Linked DNA regions of Mus musculus: region 2 is linked to region 1. Evidence: chromatin contacts called from ENCODE Hi-C or POLR2A ChIA-PET data. All regions are on one chromosome and are shown on one strand. The core of a region is the stretch at or near the end of the contact, and the rest is flanking DNA. Distances in the headings are between cores, read along the strand shown.

Region 1 (7,750 bases), core at 2,480-4,979:
CATGGCAGCTTGCAACCTTCTGTAACTCCGGTTTCAGGGGTCCTGGTGCCCTCTTCTAGCCTTCACAGGCACCAGGCACACATGTGACACACGTGCAGGCAAAAATCCTTATATACATGAAAACAAGAAGAAAAAAAGAAACATACGTGGAAAAAAATCCCTTCTGTCATGCAGGGCAGGCTTTCTCCATCCTTTGAATACTGATCTCTGATTCATGTTCAGTCATAACAACTATTCATTAAGTGCCAGTCACTGTCACAGTCTCTTGGGAAGAAAGCTGTCATCATCTCAGAGAACAAAATGGACCAGCAAGACTATGTTTCCTGCCTCACAGTGTCCAGCCCAGTGGGGGGGTACAAGTATCAAACAGTAAGCATATAAATAAATAATCAATTATATAGTATGCAGGGAAATTAGTAGCACACAGGAATTTAAAAAAAAAAAAGTGCCGGGCGTAGTGGCACACGCCTTTAATCCCAGCACTCAGGAGGCAGAGGCAGGAGGATTTCTGAGTTTGAGGCCAGCCTGGTCTACAAAATGAGTTCCAGGACAGCTACGGCTATACAGAGAAACTCTGCCTAGAAAAAAAAAAAAAAAAAAAAAAGCAGATGAAACAAGACTGAAAGCATTAGGATTGGTTTTCTTTTTTCTTTTTCTTTTTTGTTTTTAAAGGATTTATTTACTTATTCTATGTAAGTACACTGTAGCTGTCTTCAGGCACCCCAGAAGAGGGTATCAGATCTCATTACGGATGGCTGTGAGCCACCACGTGGTTGCTGGGATTTGAACTCTTAACCACTGAGCCATCTCACCAGCCCCCAGGATCAGTTTTTAATAGAGAAGCTGAGGTATGCTTCAATTAAAAAGATACGACTTAAACAGAGATGTGAATTAACCAAGTAGGGATCTAGAAGAACGCTCAACAGAGGCGATAGCCAGGGAGAAAGACCCAAGGCAGAAGTTAATCTGGTATGTTGGAGGAGTCGTAAAGAGGATAATATAAACTACACAACAGGGAAAATTGTGGAAGACCAATGTTTTAGGAGCAGCAGTTAGATGATATGGGGCAGTACTCAGATCATGCAGGTCTTTGAGTCTTAAGACTCTGTTGGCTCTTCAAAAAGTGACCCTGTAAAGGGTTATAAGTGGGGAAGTAGCAGGAGCTCACTCATGTTGTCAGAGGATCACACTGACTACTGTATTAACAGCAAACAGGGGAAGGGGTCATGAGGGGACTTGCACCCAGACGGATGGAGGAACGGATGGACAGACAGCAGGGAGATCAACTCAAAGGCAACTCAGTAAATCAACTTGAGAGATGACAGCGATTCAACGAGGTTGGTAAGCAGTTCTAGAAATATTTCGAAGGGAGAGACTGTGGAAACAAAAAGAAAGTCAGGGGTTGGGCTGGTGAGATGACTCAGCAGGTAAGAGCACTGACTGCTCTTCCAAAGGTCATGGGTTCAAATCCCAGCAACCATATGGTGGCTCACAACCATCTGTAATGAGATCTGACGCCCTTTTCTGGAGTGTCTGAAGTCAGCTACAGTGTATTTACATATAAATAAATAAATAAATAAATAAATAAAAAGTCAGGGGTTGGGGCTGGGGCTGGGCCTGGGGCTGGGCATGGTGAGCTCTAAGCTAGCCAGGGGTCCATGAAGAAAGAAAGCACAGGGTCGGGGGCAACAATCAAGCATCAGGACTGTAGCTTACTAGTAAGGCACTTGACTATTACCAATGCACAGGCCCTGGCCTGCATCCTCACTACAATAAAGAAGAAAAATAAAATTAAATAACCTATGTCCTATGTTTGTTTTTTTTTTAAGGTGGGTCTTGCTATTACAGTACAGGTTGACTGGAACATGCTATACAGACCAGGCCGGCCTCCAACTCAGAGATCTACCTGCCTCTGACTTTTTTTTTTTTTTTTTGGAGGGGGGGGGCGGTTGAGACAGGGTTTCTCTGTGTAGCCCTGGCTGTCCTGGAGCTCACTTTGTAGACCAGGCTGGCCACAAACTCAGAAATCCACCTGCCTCTGCCTCCCAAGTGCTGGGATTAAAGGCGTGCGCCACCACGCCCGGCGCCTCTGAATTTTAAGTGCTGGAATTCACAGCATTTGCCACCACACTCAACTAAATTTTAATCTATGTAATGGTAAAGTCATCAATAGGTAGTTATTAGGAGTTCTAGGAACCTCAAAGATACCAAAATCTGAGGATACTCAAGCTCCTACATAAAATTCCTAGGTACTTTTGATTTTAGGGGGGAATTGAATTCAGGACTTCACAAACGCTAATAGGCAAGCACTTTATCACAAAGCTATGCCCCAACGCTCTCCCACATGATTTAAATCATCTGCAAACTGCTTATGACTAATGCAATATAAACATGATGTATATACTTGTTATACTGTATTGTTAGGGAGTAACATTAAAGAAAAATGTCTATACATATTTAGTACAGACACATTTTTTTTCATGAATATTCTCACTCTACAGTGGAAAATTCCACAGAGGTCCACCTATAAATATGGAGGGCCAGCTCTAATGAATGAAATTAAACTTTTTTTTTTTTTAGATTTATTTATTTATTATATGTAAGTACACTGTAGCTGTCTTCAGACACTCCAGAAGAGGGAGTCAGATCTTGTTACAGATGGTTGTGAGCCACCATGTGGTTGCTGGGATTTGAACTCCGGACCTTCGGAAGAGCGGTCGGGTGCTCTTACCCACTGAGCCAACTCACCAGCCCATGAATGAAATTAAAACACTTTCTCCAGACGTTAGGAACCTCCCAGGTAATCAATCCACAAACATTGACCTTATCTCCCACTCCAGACACTTGATGCCCATTTTTTCAGATATGTTCAAAAAGTATGAAGTAAAAAAAAAAAATTAAACGTTTAATAACCTGAACCACTAAATTCATGTCAAGTAGTCTGCTTGACCGGTGCTATGTGAGATAAGTTTCATCACTCCAGGAGGGTAACGGGACCCTTCTTTCTACTTCTAGTCAGGCAATTCGGAATCTGCCTGAGAAGCCAGTGGCTATGAGCAGACCGCTAGAGTGATGGGTCCAGGCTGAGATGCATGGGGGGGGGGGGGGGGCGACGACAAGGAAAGGAGGGTGAAACTTGCCTGGAGAGGTAGGGTCAAAGTGTAAAAAAAAAAAACCTGAGAAACTACACCTGAAAGAACGGAGACCATCTCTCTAACTTCAAAGACGAAATAAGCTGAAGGCCACCAGCATGCACTCTGGGTTCTAAACTAAAGAACTGGGTTGAGCTTAAACCCAGACTCCCAACTTCTGTCTCAGTCCCCTGGCCTACCATTCATTCAGTCTCAGCAAACTTGCATCACCCAGGCTTTGAGTGGATTGCATATCTACGAAAACATCGTCGAACTTTGTACCTTTGGAGTTCTATGGGATGACTGAGCGAGGCAATGAAGACCACAAGTTAAGACTATCAGAAATTAAGCACTCAAATGACAGAGGCCATCCTCACTCGATTCCTTGAGCCAGGGACCCATGGCCCCCTCCTACTGCGGACTCCCATTCCTGCCTCCACCGAGTACCCTTCCCCAAAGATGACTCCAATCTGGACATCGCCATGCCGGGTGGAAACCTACAGACCTCGCAGCCACTGAACTCTTAAGGATCCTCCTCCCTCCTTCCAGCCGGTGCTGCAGCGCCACACGCCACCCTGATCCGCGCCAGCCACCGTACTCCAGACTACGGTGGCGTGCTTGACGTCATTAGCGCGCGCCTCTTCTGCATCAAGGGAAATATGGCTTTAGCCGGGCCATCGCGGCTGCTGGCGTTAGCAGTACGGTTGCTTCTGGAGCCTCGACGGAACCTAGTGGTGCGCGGTTCCGACCAGTCCTTGCCAGTGGTGCGCGTTCCGCGGGCTCTGCAGCGACGGCAGGAACAGCGACAGAGCGGCCGTGGGAGTTTGCAGCGGCCAGTGCTAGTGCGCCCCGGTCCCCTGCTGGTCTCGGCGCGGCGGCCGGAGTTGAACCAGCCCGCACGCCTCACGCTGGGCCGTTGGGAGCGAGCGCCACTGGCTTCCCGTGGCTGGAAGCATCGGCGATCGCGGCAAGACCATTTCTCCATAGAGCGAGTGCAGCAAGAGGCGCCCGCCCTGAGGAACCTCTCGTCCCGGGGCAGCTTCGTGGACCTGGGTCTGGAACCCCGAGTGCTGCTGGCGCTTCAGGAGGCTGTCCCCGAAGTTGTGCAGCCAACCTCAGTGCAGTCGAAAACCATCCCCCCACTGCTTCGAGGCCGCCACCTCCTTTGCGCTGCGGAAACTGGCAGTGGCAAGACGCTTAGCTACCTACTGCCCCTATTTCAGCGGCTCCTGAGAGGGTCAGACCTGGACTCCCGCAGTTTCACGGCTCCTCGAGGCTTGGTTCTGGTACCTTCCCGAGAACTAGCCGAACAGGTGCAGGCAGTGGCCCAGTCACTGGGTGGGTACTTGGGCCTGCAGGTGATAGAACTTGGCGGAGGCCTCGGGATGAGTAGGCTCAAACTTCAGCTGTATAGACGACCGGCAGCCGATGTGTTAGTGGCTACTCCAGGGGCGCTGTGGAAGGCTCTGAAAAGTCAACTGATCAGCTTACAGCATCTTAACTTCATAGTGCTAGATGAAGTAGACACACTGCTAGATGAAAGCTTCCTGGAACTGGTGGACTACATCTTGGAAAAGAGCCCTATAGCAGAAAGTCCAGCCGAGTTAGAAGACCCCTTTAATCCCAAAGCCCAGTTAGTGCTGGTGGGAGCCACGTTTCCAGAAGGCCTAAACCAGTTACTGAGTAAAGTCACCAGTCCAGACAGTCTGACCACCATTACCAGCTCCAAGCTGCACTGTCTCATGCCTCATGTCAGACAGACATTTATGAGACTGAAGGGAGCAGACAAGGTGACAGAACTGGTTCAGATCCTCAAACAGCAGGACAAAGCAAGTAAGACGGAACCCTCGGGAACTGTCCTGGTATTCTGCAACAGCGCCAGCACCGTGAACTGGCTTGGGTACATTCTGGATGACCACAAGATTCAACATCTAAGGCTGCAAGGGCAAATGCCGGCCTCAATGAGGGCAGGTATCTTCCAGAGTTTCCAGAAGGGCTCCCAGAACATACTTGTCTGCACAGACATCGCCTCCCGAGGCCTAGACAGTGTCCACGTGGAAGTGGTTATCAATTACGATTTCCCCCCTACCCTGCAGGATTACATCCACAGAGCAGGAAGGGTGGGTCGTGTGGGCAGCGAAGTGCCAGGGTCCGTTATCAGTTTTGTGACCCACCCCTGGGATGTGAGCCTGGTTCAGAAAATTGAACTGGCAGCTCGCCGAAGGAGAAGCCTTCCAGGACTAGCATCTTCAGTGGGGGACCCTTTGCCTCAAAAGGCCTGATTTTTGGTTGGCTTGAATCTAGTGCTAGAGCAGGAAGTTGAACACTTGTCAGTGGGCGACATTGAGTCACGCCAGCCCTTGCCTCTCTGAAAGCATGATGAATTGTTTGGAGATTTGAAAAGTAAACTACTGGACAGGATTGGAAAGTAACGTTCAGAAAATAAAGTGGATTTTGACTTTACACTATGTCATGATTTCTTTTTCTTCTCATTGTATGTGTGTGTGGAGGTCAGAGGGCAGTTTTGTGTAGTCAGGATTCTCTTTCCACCTTTCTGTGTGTTCCAGGGATCTAACTTGAGATCATCCCACTTGCTTGACAAGTGCCTTTACCCACTGTGCTATCTCAGTGGACCTCTTAGGAGTTTTAAAAAGTGATTTATCTGTGTGTTTTGAAACAAGTTGGCACTGTATATCACATAATGGACTTGGTCTCTAGTAATCTTCCTTTCTTTTTTAAAGACAGGGTCCCTTTCCTGGTAGTGGTGTCACATGCCTTTAATCCAGTACTCAGGGGGTAGACACAGGTGGATCTCTGAGTTCACTTAGCTAATACTATTTTTTGGGGGGCACCTATAATAGTAACCACCATTTGAATAGAGTTCAGTAGATTTTTATGACTTACACTCTACCATATGTAGGATTTTGTTGGCTTGGGTTAAGTTGCTTTGATTTTTTTTTCTTTTAGATTGATTTTGAAGTTGTCTATGTGTGGTATGTACGTGTGCTTAAGTGCACATGAAACAGGCACTTTCAGAACTTAAGAGAGTGAGTGAGGTCCCTTGAAGCTGGAGTTACATGCAATTGTGACTGTCCCCAGGCAGGTGCTGGAAACCACACTCTGGTCCTCTGCAAGTATGCGCTCTTACCTTCTGGGCCATCAATCTAAGTCCTTGTTTGGTTTTTATTGTTGCTGCTGTTGCTTCTTTTTGTCATGGTTGTTTTACCATACTGGCAGTTTGACCCCATGACCTCAAGCTTGTTGGTCAAGTGTTCTACCGCTGCATCTCCAAGCCTGTGTGTTTTGAAAAGGAAAGGGAAAGGGTTGCCCATTGGTTTTATGTCTCTGTGCCAGGAGTGTGTTTTCTACAAAATACTATTTCTACAAAAATATCCTGCCAATCCCACTCTGTAATGTCACTAGCAAGACCTGTTTTCCCTTCCAACACTTTTAACATCCTCCTAACTTTAAATATAATCACCTACAACACTTGTAAATATGATGAGCTTATCGTCATGTTTCTGTCAGCTATAAATCTGAAATCCCATCATGAATAATACGAAGCTGTAGTGTTGCTGGGAAAACAAAAAACCAAAAAACACTGATTCAGGGTCCCATGAAGTGACTAAATGGATTATGGCACCTGGCATCAAGTCTGACAACCCAAGTTCCTTTCCCGAACCCACATGGGGGAAGGAGATAACTGACTACCTCAAGTTGTCCTCTGACCTCAACACCATCTTGTGCAGCATGGGCACACACAGAGGCACACAAACAAAAAGTAAATGTGAAAAAGAATTTTTCTAAAAGCAAATACATTATCTGTGTGACCTTGGATAAGTCCAGAGATTCCTTTTTTAAAAAAAAATATTTTATGTATATGAGTACACTGTAGCTGAACAGATGGTTGTGAGCCTTCATGTGGTTCACTCACTCCAGCCCAAAGATTTATTTATTACTATAAGTACACTGTTGCTGTCTTCAGACAGACCAGAAGAGGGCGTCAGATCTCATTAAAGGTGGTTGTGAGCCACCATGTGATTGTTGGAATTTGAACTCAGGACCTTCGGAAGAGCAGTCAGTGCTCTTACCCGCTGAGCCATCTCACCAGTTCCCAGAGATTTCATTGTTTAAATTTGGCAAGGGTAGAAGGAGCCTATTTTTGGGTTTTGTCTTTTCAGTTTTAAGTTGTTGGGGTTTTTTGTTTTTTTATTCTTTTGTTTTTGTTTTTTTGTTTTGTTTTGTTTTGTTTTTTTGAGACAGGTTCTCATTATGTACCCCTGCAGCCCTGCTGCAAGAAATTTGCTCTGTAGACCACACTGGACTCAAACTTAGCTCTTCCTACCTTTGCCTCACAAATGCTGGGATTAAAGCTGGGTGTGGTAGCATATGCCTCATATATGCCTCTCCTACGCCACCACACCCAGCTTCAGTTTTGGGACGGGTCTTACTCTGTAATCCAGGCTAACCTCTTACTCTTCCTGATCCTCCCACCTCAGCCTCTTATTATTACTCCTACATTTATTGGAGGGAGCCCATGAGTGCTTCGCCCTTTAAACATTGCATTTATTTGTTGATGGGAAAACACTCTGTTGAGGTCTGCTCCACCCTCCCCCCGC
Region 2 (7,750 bases), core at 2,751-5,250, 48 kb before region 1:
TTATAAAACAAAAGTATTTCTGCTCTTCAAAAAACAATAATAGATAAGATACTATACATAATGTTGCATGCCTTTCTTTTGGTGATTCTCATTGTAAACTAGAAAACATTTAACAAATTTTGGGGCTGGAAGGATGGATAGCTCAGCAATTATGAGGACCCACAATGGGTAGCTCTCAACTGTCTCTCACTGCAGTGAGGTAGGAGGTTGAGACAGGAGGACTGTTACAGCTAGCCAGCCACCAGCATAGCTTCAGGGTCAGTGAAAGATCTTGTCTTCAAGGGAATATGGCAGAGAATGATAAAGCAGAACACTGCACTTCCTCCTCAGACCTGTGTGTGTGTGTGCGCGCGCGCACACACACGCGCACACACACACACACACACACACACACACACACACACAAAGTGAGTGAGTTCTAACCTATGTTTTGTGGAACACTGTCTTAAGTAAACAAATTGAAATTGAAAGCTAGGCATATGTAAGCCATGCCTATAATGGCAGCATTTGAGAAGTAAAAGGATCACATTCGATGGTTCCAACTAAAATCCAAGGTCACCCTCTAGTACACAGTGAGAAGAGAACAGCTAGGAATACATAATATATGAAGACCTTGTCTGAATAAATCAATCAATAAATAGGATAAGGAGAGAGTTCAGTAGATAAAGTGTTAGGACCTAAGTTTGATTCCCAGAGGCTATATAAAAATGCTGGATGTGGCAGTACAGGTTTGTAATGGCAGCACCGGGGAGGCAGAGACAGGAAGATCCCCAGGGCTCACTAGACAACTACATCTGGCCTAAATAGAAAGCTCCGGGCCAATGAAGACACTGCCTTAAAAATGAAGAGACTGGCAGCTTTACCCAGGATGACACCCGAAGATGAGCTGTAACTTACACACTATGTGTTCACACACACAGAAAACTGAATTGCCAGATCATGATTATCTTAACAGCAAACTAAAGAGAGAGATGTAAACAGAACACCAGAGTATTGGAAGCTGCTCTTTATAATAATGGAATGCACTATACATAGGTGAGTTTCATTGTTTATTGTGTTTGGTTTTTTGAGCATGGTCTCACCACATAGTTCTGGAATGTCCTACATAAATCATATTGGCCTCAAACTTGTGGTCTGCCTGCCTCTACTTCCTCTGAAGTATAGATTAGAAACACACAAACACTGGTTATAGTAAATACTTTGTCTGGCACTATATTAATGCTTCTAAAGTTTCTATTTACTGGGGTATATGGTCATTTTGAAGTTAGATACTAAGGAAAAACAAAATAGTTTGTTTTAAAAAAATATATTGACAGGCTATTCTGGAACTCTCTATGTAGACCACCAGTCTGGCACAGAACTCACAGAGATCTCCACCTACCTCTGCTTCCCAAGTACTGGGATTCAAGGTATGTGACACCATTTTTAATTTCCACAAAGAAGTTTTCAAAAATATTTTCAATGCATGGAAACCTCAATGTGCTCTAAGTACTCTCAAACCTTCAGAGAAACATAGAACTAATATAGGCCAAAATTTCCAAAATCTGCTATTTTGTGGAACTGACCAATCAGCCAAAGAACCAAAACAATGCTAACTACCATGAAAAACGAGTCGTGGTTCAAAACGTAAGTGGTATTTACTCATAAAACCACAACTGTGTTGAATAAAATAGCCGAGTACGGTGTTTTACATCAGTAACCCCAGTAGTCTCAAAGGCTGAAGCAGGAGGCGTATCTCCATTCTGAGGCCAGCCTGGGATACATGGACAGTTCTAAGCTGGCCTGTGATACATACTGAAACATTGTCTCAGTAAAATACAAAAGCATAAAGTTTTACTTTTTCATATGATTTCCACCATAATGGAAAACAAATATCCTTAAGAAAATGACCACTGATTATGGTGGCACATGGCCACCAATACCAGCACTTGGAAGATGAGGCGGCAGACCTGACAGAACTAGACTCTAAAAAAGAAATGATAGAAAAAACAAAAGGTGGGGTTGGGGGGGGGGCGAGAAAACCGCCCAGAACGTTTTAAAGTCGGCTTCTGGCAAAACTGTTCATGCTTATCTTTGGGAATTTCAACTACAAATCCAATTGCAAACTTGTTTTCTACAAATTCACTCAAACAAGTTGTTTTATTTTTTCAATTTCCATAACCTAAGTGCAACTCAATGCCATCAGCTCCATAAACCCCATTTTTCTATTTTATATATAAAATTTATGACAATTTAGTTTGCCGAGTAATAGCTGTTTGAGCTGTGTCTCATCTGTTTCCCAATTTTCATCAGGAGCAGGAGCCTGCATCAGTATACACTACCCAGTGAGTATCCACTAGTATCTTCGACATTAAGGCTGATTAAAATAATGCTAATGGGACTGGAAATGAATACAGTCAACTGGGTTTTTTGTTTTGTTTTGTTTTTTGTTTGTTTGGTTTTGGTTTTTTGAGACAGGGTTTCTCTGTGTAGCCCTGGCTGTCCTGGAACTCACTCTGAAATCCGCCTGCCTCGGCCTCCCGAGTGCTGGGATTAAAGGCGTGCGTCACCACGCCCCGGCTCTACAGTCAACTCTTAACTTTATATTTATTACGTTGAAAACAGTATACGAAGGCTGAAAAGGAACTAAAAGGTATTGTACCACCTAGAGATTCAATGCAACGCTGAGAAAACAATGTATTAGCCCTCACAATACTATGAAAAAATTTAAATAATTCACTTAATACTGGAAAGAATAAACATGAATACTCTTATCCATCTTCTTTTTCTAAGTTCTCTTGCATATGTAATAGGGAAGCTGAACTTAACGAACCACACTATTCCAAACCAGGTCACAGGAGAGAGTTAAGTCCCCAGTCATCATCCTGTTTCTATTTACTGACTGGTTTGACCCGCAAGCATTATGGTGTCCAGCTTTCCCAACTTATCTTTTAAAACATCTTCTGAGAAGAGCTTTTTTTTTTAAAATTATTAAAAAATGCCTTCTAGAACATTCTAGGAGAACTGTAATTTTAAAAGGCAACGTATCTTGTTTTTTTGTTTTTGTTTTTTAATCTCCAGAAACACTTTGCCCAAGCAAAACAACCCAGTTTTCAGAAAGGTCCGTTATAGTATACTTGAAACTAAGCGTGGATGGAATATAAATTTACACAAGTGGACACTAACTCGAACTCGCTCTTCTAGCAAAGTAGATTTTTTTTTAAAGTGGAATTTGAAAACACGCATCTTTCAAATAAAGAATTTTACAACTAGCCTAAAGACAGCGAAGTGCGCTTACACTTCTCGGAGACATTTCCTCTGCACCACGCTGGCACAGCTACGACAACCAGAAACCTCTTGGGGCTTTGGCCCCAACAACCTCTGCCTCCAAAGCCCGGGCGTCCGCCGGCCACTGGCCTCTCGGAGTCGAGTTCCCTACTAGTTCGCTCGCAGCCAAGACACTTCCACGTCGCCCCGAACCACACGCCTCCTTCTCCTCCTCAAATTAAATCGGGCTTTCCTCGCCACCCGCACGCACCAGGGGGACCGAGGGGAAGGCGAGCTGGCGGGAGCGCGGCGAGGGCACGCTCCACAGTCCCGGCCGGCCCGGCACCCACCTGCAGGCCGCGAGACCTGGGACACCGGCGCTGGTGCCCCGTCCTCGCCGAAGACGAGTTTGAAGTCGAGCTCGTCGTGGGCGCCACAGTTTGCAGTAGTCATCGGCGTGGCCCGGGGTGCAGCGCCTCCTCCTCAGGCGGCCGCGGCGGCTCCTCAGCGCCGCTTCATGCTGGGCCGCGCCGGCCAGGAGGTCGCGGCTCCACTGCAAACTTTCCGGGCGGGGCCCGCGAGGCCGAGCGTTCCGTTCCGACCTAGAAAGCTGGCCGAGCGCCCCGCCGCACCGGGAGCCGTCACCGCCGCCGGTCGAGGGTGCAGAAAAGCCACGGTCGCCTCAACCAAGGCTCCCCGCCCCCCACCCCCACAGTCGCCGCCACTGCCGCCACCGCCGCCGGCGCGCTCCCGCGCCCTGCAGCGCGCCCAGCCCCGCCCCTCGCCGCGCTCCCGCCCGACGGGGCAGCCCATAGGCCGCTGGCCCCGCTGACAGCCACGGGCCCCGCCTCCTCACCGACCTATCGCGTGAGTCCTCTGCGAGGAGGAAGTCACGTGAGCAAGAAGCGCCAGAGCCCTGCTCCCTCTCGGAAGTTGTAGTTAAAACTCTCTTTCTTCCGCAGTTTCTAAACCAAGACCAGGGTAGGGCCAATAGCGCTGTCTAATTAGATTGGGAACCCACGTAGGCCAATTGGAGACTATCTTTTTCCCCCTCATCGGGCGGAGCTCATGTCGAGGAAGTGGGTAGCAGAGCGCCAGGGTTATAGGTGTCCGGATATTTGGCCCCACAGAGGTACTTTTCACTTATAGCTGAGTTTAGAGTGGATACGTTCGTTAGACCACCTCAAAAGTTACCACTCATCCCCCGCATCCCTCCATACCAACTTCGATGGCGTAACTTGGAGAGGGCCAGGGATTGGTTCGAACTTTTGGGTAGGTTAGGGTGGAGCCGAAGAAAACCTTGCGAGACAAGTCTGGAGTCGATTCAGAGCCACCCTTCTGGGGTGGGGCCCCGTCTCAGTGGCTGTGCCTTTGTCCCCTCAAGCCGGCCCGGAGAGGATGCCATGCATTCTAGCTAGGCCTCACCTAAATCAGAGGGACCAGGTCTGGTCCTTGACGGAAGTTGAGCAGACACAGAGAAAAGTACCCTTCTTGGCCTCTGCATCTTAGTACATAACCGTGAGACTAAGGCATTGTGACACCCGAGCAAGGAAAGCCCACATATAGGAAGTGACGCTGTCAAAAAGAACCGGCTTTCAATCTTGGTTTCACCTCAAAGAGTCTGCCTTCCCCGGTGAGACATGAGATGGCCCAAGACACCATCCCTTGGAGTCTGGGGACTCAGTCTTGTTTACTTAGCGCATGATTAAGAGAAGGAGTTGGGAGAAGCCAGTGACCACCTCCTCCACGACAGCAAGTCTGATACTACTCACAAAAGCCCCTGGGAGAATGGAGCAAGCACAAGCTCCTTGCAAAGATCTCTGCATCTCAGTGATTCCTGGGCTACTAAGTGAGCCTCAGGGGGACCCCGGCTAAGCCTAGGGTCAGAAGAGCAAGGAATGTTCTGAGCTCGTGAGCCATTCATCTTGGACTGGTTTATTCCTGCTCAGGGCTTTACCAGTACTTATGAGGGACACAGAGATACAGAGATAGTCTCCCATCAGGGTTGAGAGAGAGAGGAATAGCAAATATATAATTACTGTGCAAAGAGATTAGAGCTGTGATAGGAGCTCTGAGGACATTGAACACCCACCCACACGCTACAGGAGTAGTAGAAACTGGAGATCCAAGCAAAAGACGAGCAAAGCTTGTTCCATGGAAGGACCAATGATCAGAAACCAAAGGTGATGCTGTATGAGTGGGCATGGTCACTGGGTGATGCTAAGCTGGAGACTATAATAGTCACTTCTCTATAGAACACTTGGCTAAGGGCATTCAGATCAGCAGGAAGAGGAGGCAGTCAGACTTAATGGCACATGGCTGGAGTGCCAGCACTCACATGGCAGAGGCCAAGATCAGGAGCTCATCATCTCCTCCTCCTCCTCCTTCTTCTTCTTCTTTTTTTTTCCTGAAACAGAGTTTCTCTGTGTAGTCCAGGCTGTCCTGGAACTCATTCTGTAGACCAGGCTGGCCTCGAACTCAGAAATCCACCTGCCTCTGCCTCCCGAGTGCTGGGATTAAAGGCGTGTGCCACCATGCTCGGGCCCCCATCATCATCTTACATAGTGAGTGTGAGGACAGCTTAGGGACAGGAGATCCTTCCTTAAAACAAAAAGTGAAGGACTTAACCTATTAAGTGGGTAAAAAAAAAAAAAAAAAAACTTCACAACAAGCTATCCTGTCTTCAGATGGGCTAACTTAGAAAGCTTGAATTGGAAACTAGGAGACCAAAGGCTACATCCCACCTGCAGCCGAGACAGACTATAGGCTTACCAACTAGTTCCCACGGTCCCGTTTTCCTATAAGGTCCCCAACATTTAGCCAGCTTACTTCCCCGTTCCCATAAAACTTAAAGCAACTTCAGCTCCAGTCTGTAGATGCATGCTTGTAATTTAGATTGAGATCGAGGACCCAGTCTCCCACCCCTCCCCAGGTATGACTTCACCTGAAACAGGTGAATTGCGCTAAAGTAGAGGCCGCAGAGCTGGCGAGATAGCAGAGCTGGAGAGCCCGAGCATTTGCTGTTCTTCCAGAGGATCTGGATCTGGTTCCCAGCACTGACATGGTGACTCACAACCATCTGTAACTCCCAGGGTGTCTGGTGCTGCCTTCTGGCTTTACAGGCACAAGGCACACATATAGTACACATATATACAAGTAGACAAAACATTCATGTGCATAAAGTCAGATAAATCTTTTAAAAAAATAAAAATATAAATCTGACCAGGGATGCAGAATGTAGACCATGGTCTGTCAATTCCTAAACTTCATAAGGGACCACAGAAAAATCCACCATTTATTAAATGTTCAGCATCTTTTTTCCCCCAGACATTGAGTGCTGGAGACTATCTAGAAAAGGGCCAGGCTGCAGGAAAGGCTTCTGGTTTAGGTGTTAAAGGCTCAGCAGAGGAAAGAACCAGTTGTAGGAAATGAGTTACTATTTTGGTAAGAAAGGCAGCATGGACTGTGTTGGGCAAGAGGAAGGGAAGGGGAGAGGGAAGGAGGAAGAAAGAGAGACAAGGAAGAACTCAGCAACTAGATGCCTATAGGCCATGAAGGTCCCCCCACCACACACACACACCTACACCTACACACACACACCTCCCCCAACATGCATACTCCTTTCACCGTTTCCCCAGCTAGGGCCGAGGTTTCTTTCCCCTAAAGCTCTTGCTCACCATCTACTCCAACTGCAGATGTCTCAGGGGAGCCTGGTGGGAAGTAGAGTAGACAGAACCTCAGAGTAGACAGAGACCACCGAGTCTACAGACTCTTTGCCCCTCCTGTGTAAATGATGGCCCAGGCTTGAGAATCAAGAGACACTTTCTGTTGCCATAGGCCTAGCCTTGAGGCTCTACTGCGAAGGCTTCTTCTATGCCTCAGGACCATGGAGTGGTACAGCTTAGCCCAACCCCGTCCCTTGTTTCATATTAGGGAAAGCCAGGAACCTTCAAGTTTAGAAATTCTTTCTCTCTGTGCCATATACCCTCTCCCCTTCCACTACACACACACACACACACACACACACACACACACACACACACACACACACACACCCCTTCCAAACTCTTAGTTTACTGTGCCTGCTCTCTACCTCTGTGCCAATGCTTGCCATAGAGAAACGGACTGCCTGAAGCAGCTCCAGTTTGGATGGCTAAGTTAAAACCAGCCAATTCTAACCTCAAAACATTAGCTGCTAAAGTCAGCAAGGAGTACTGAGAACCCAGGCCATCACTCACTCTGTCTTCTGCTGGACTAGGGGTTTGCACTTGGTCCAGGGAGCAGTTTCCAAGACCAGAGTCCTGAAAGGAGCAGCACCTGGGAGGACTAAAGCCTGTGGGAGTCACAGCCTCAGATTCCCCCTTATCTTTCCCCACGGCAAGCTTCCTTCTGTAACTTTGTAATCGCCACCAACTTCTCCAACCTTCCTCCTCCTCATGGAAAGTAAACCATGTATTCTAGGCAGAGTGTGCTGGTACATGTTTGTAAGCCCAACACGTGGGGG

Evidence for each region. A loop is a pair of places that touch in the nucleus more often than their neighbours do. ChIA-PET counts read pairs that join two places held with the same protein, here RNA polymerase II (POLR2A).
Region 2: a map of left cerebral cortex shows a loop between it and region 1 (5-fold over the local background). The contact joins the promoter of Nfatc3 here to the promoter of Ddx28 in region 1. A Hi-C loop is called at or near these places in 1 of 37 maps with a recorded cell type or tissue (left cerebral cortex). POLR2A ChIA-PET finds 5 or more read pairs at or near these places in 3 of 5 experiments (Patski and embryonic stem cell).

Annotation. Positions count from the first base shown.
Region 1 is chr8:106,007,465-106,015,214 of GRCm38, reverse strand. It overlaps Ddx28 (DEAD box helicase 28), which reads left to right and starts at 3,729. Exons shown (of 1, transcript NM_028038.3): 1 at 3,729-5,599. The coding sequence starts at 3,791. The coding sequence ends at 5,413. It overlaps Dus2 (dihydrouridine synthase 2), which reads right to left and starts at 3,737. Exons shown (of 16, transcript NM_025518.4): 1 at 3,637-3,737.
Region 2 is chr8:106,055,840-106,063,589 of GRCm38, reverse strand. Nfatc3 (nuclear factor of activated T cells, cytoplasmic, calcineurin dependent 3) reads right to left here and starts at 4,000. Exons shown (of 10, transcript NM_010901.3): 1 at 3,597-4,000. The coding sequence starts at 3,699.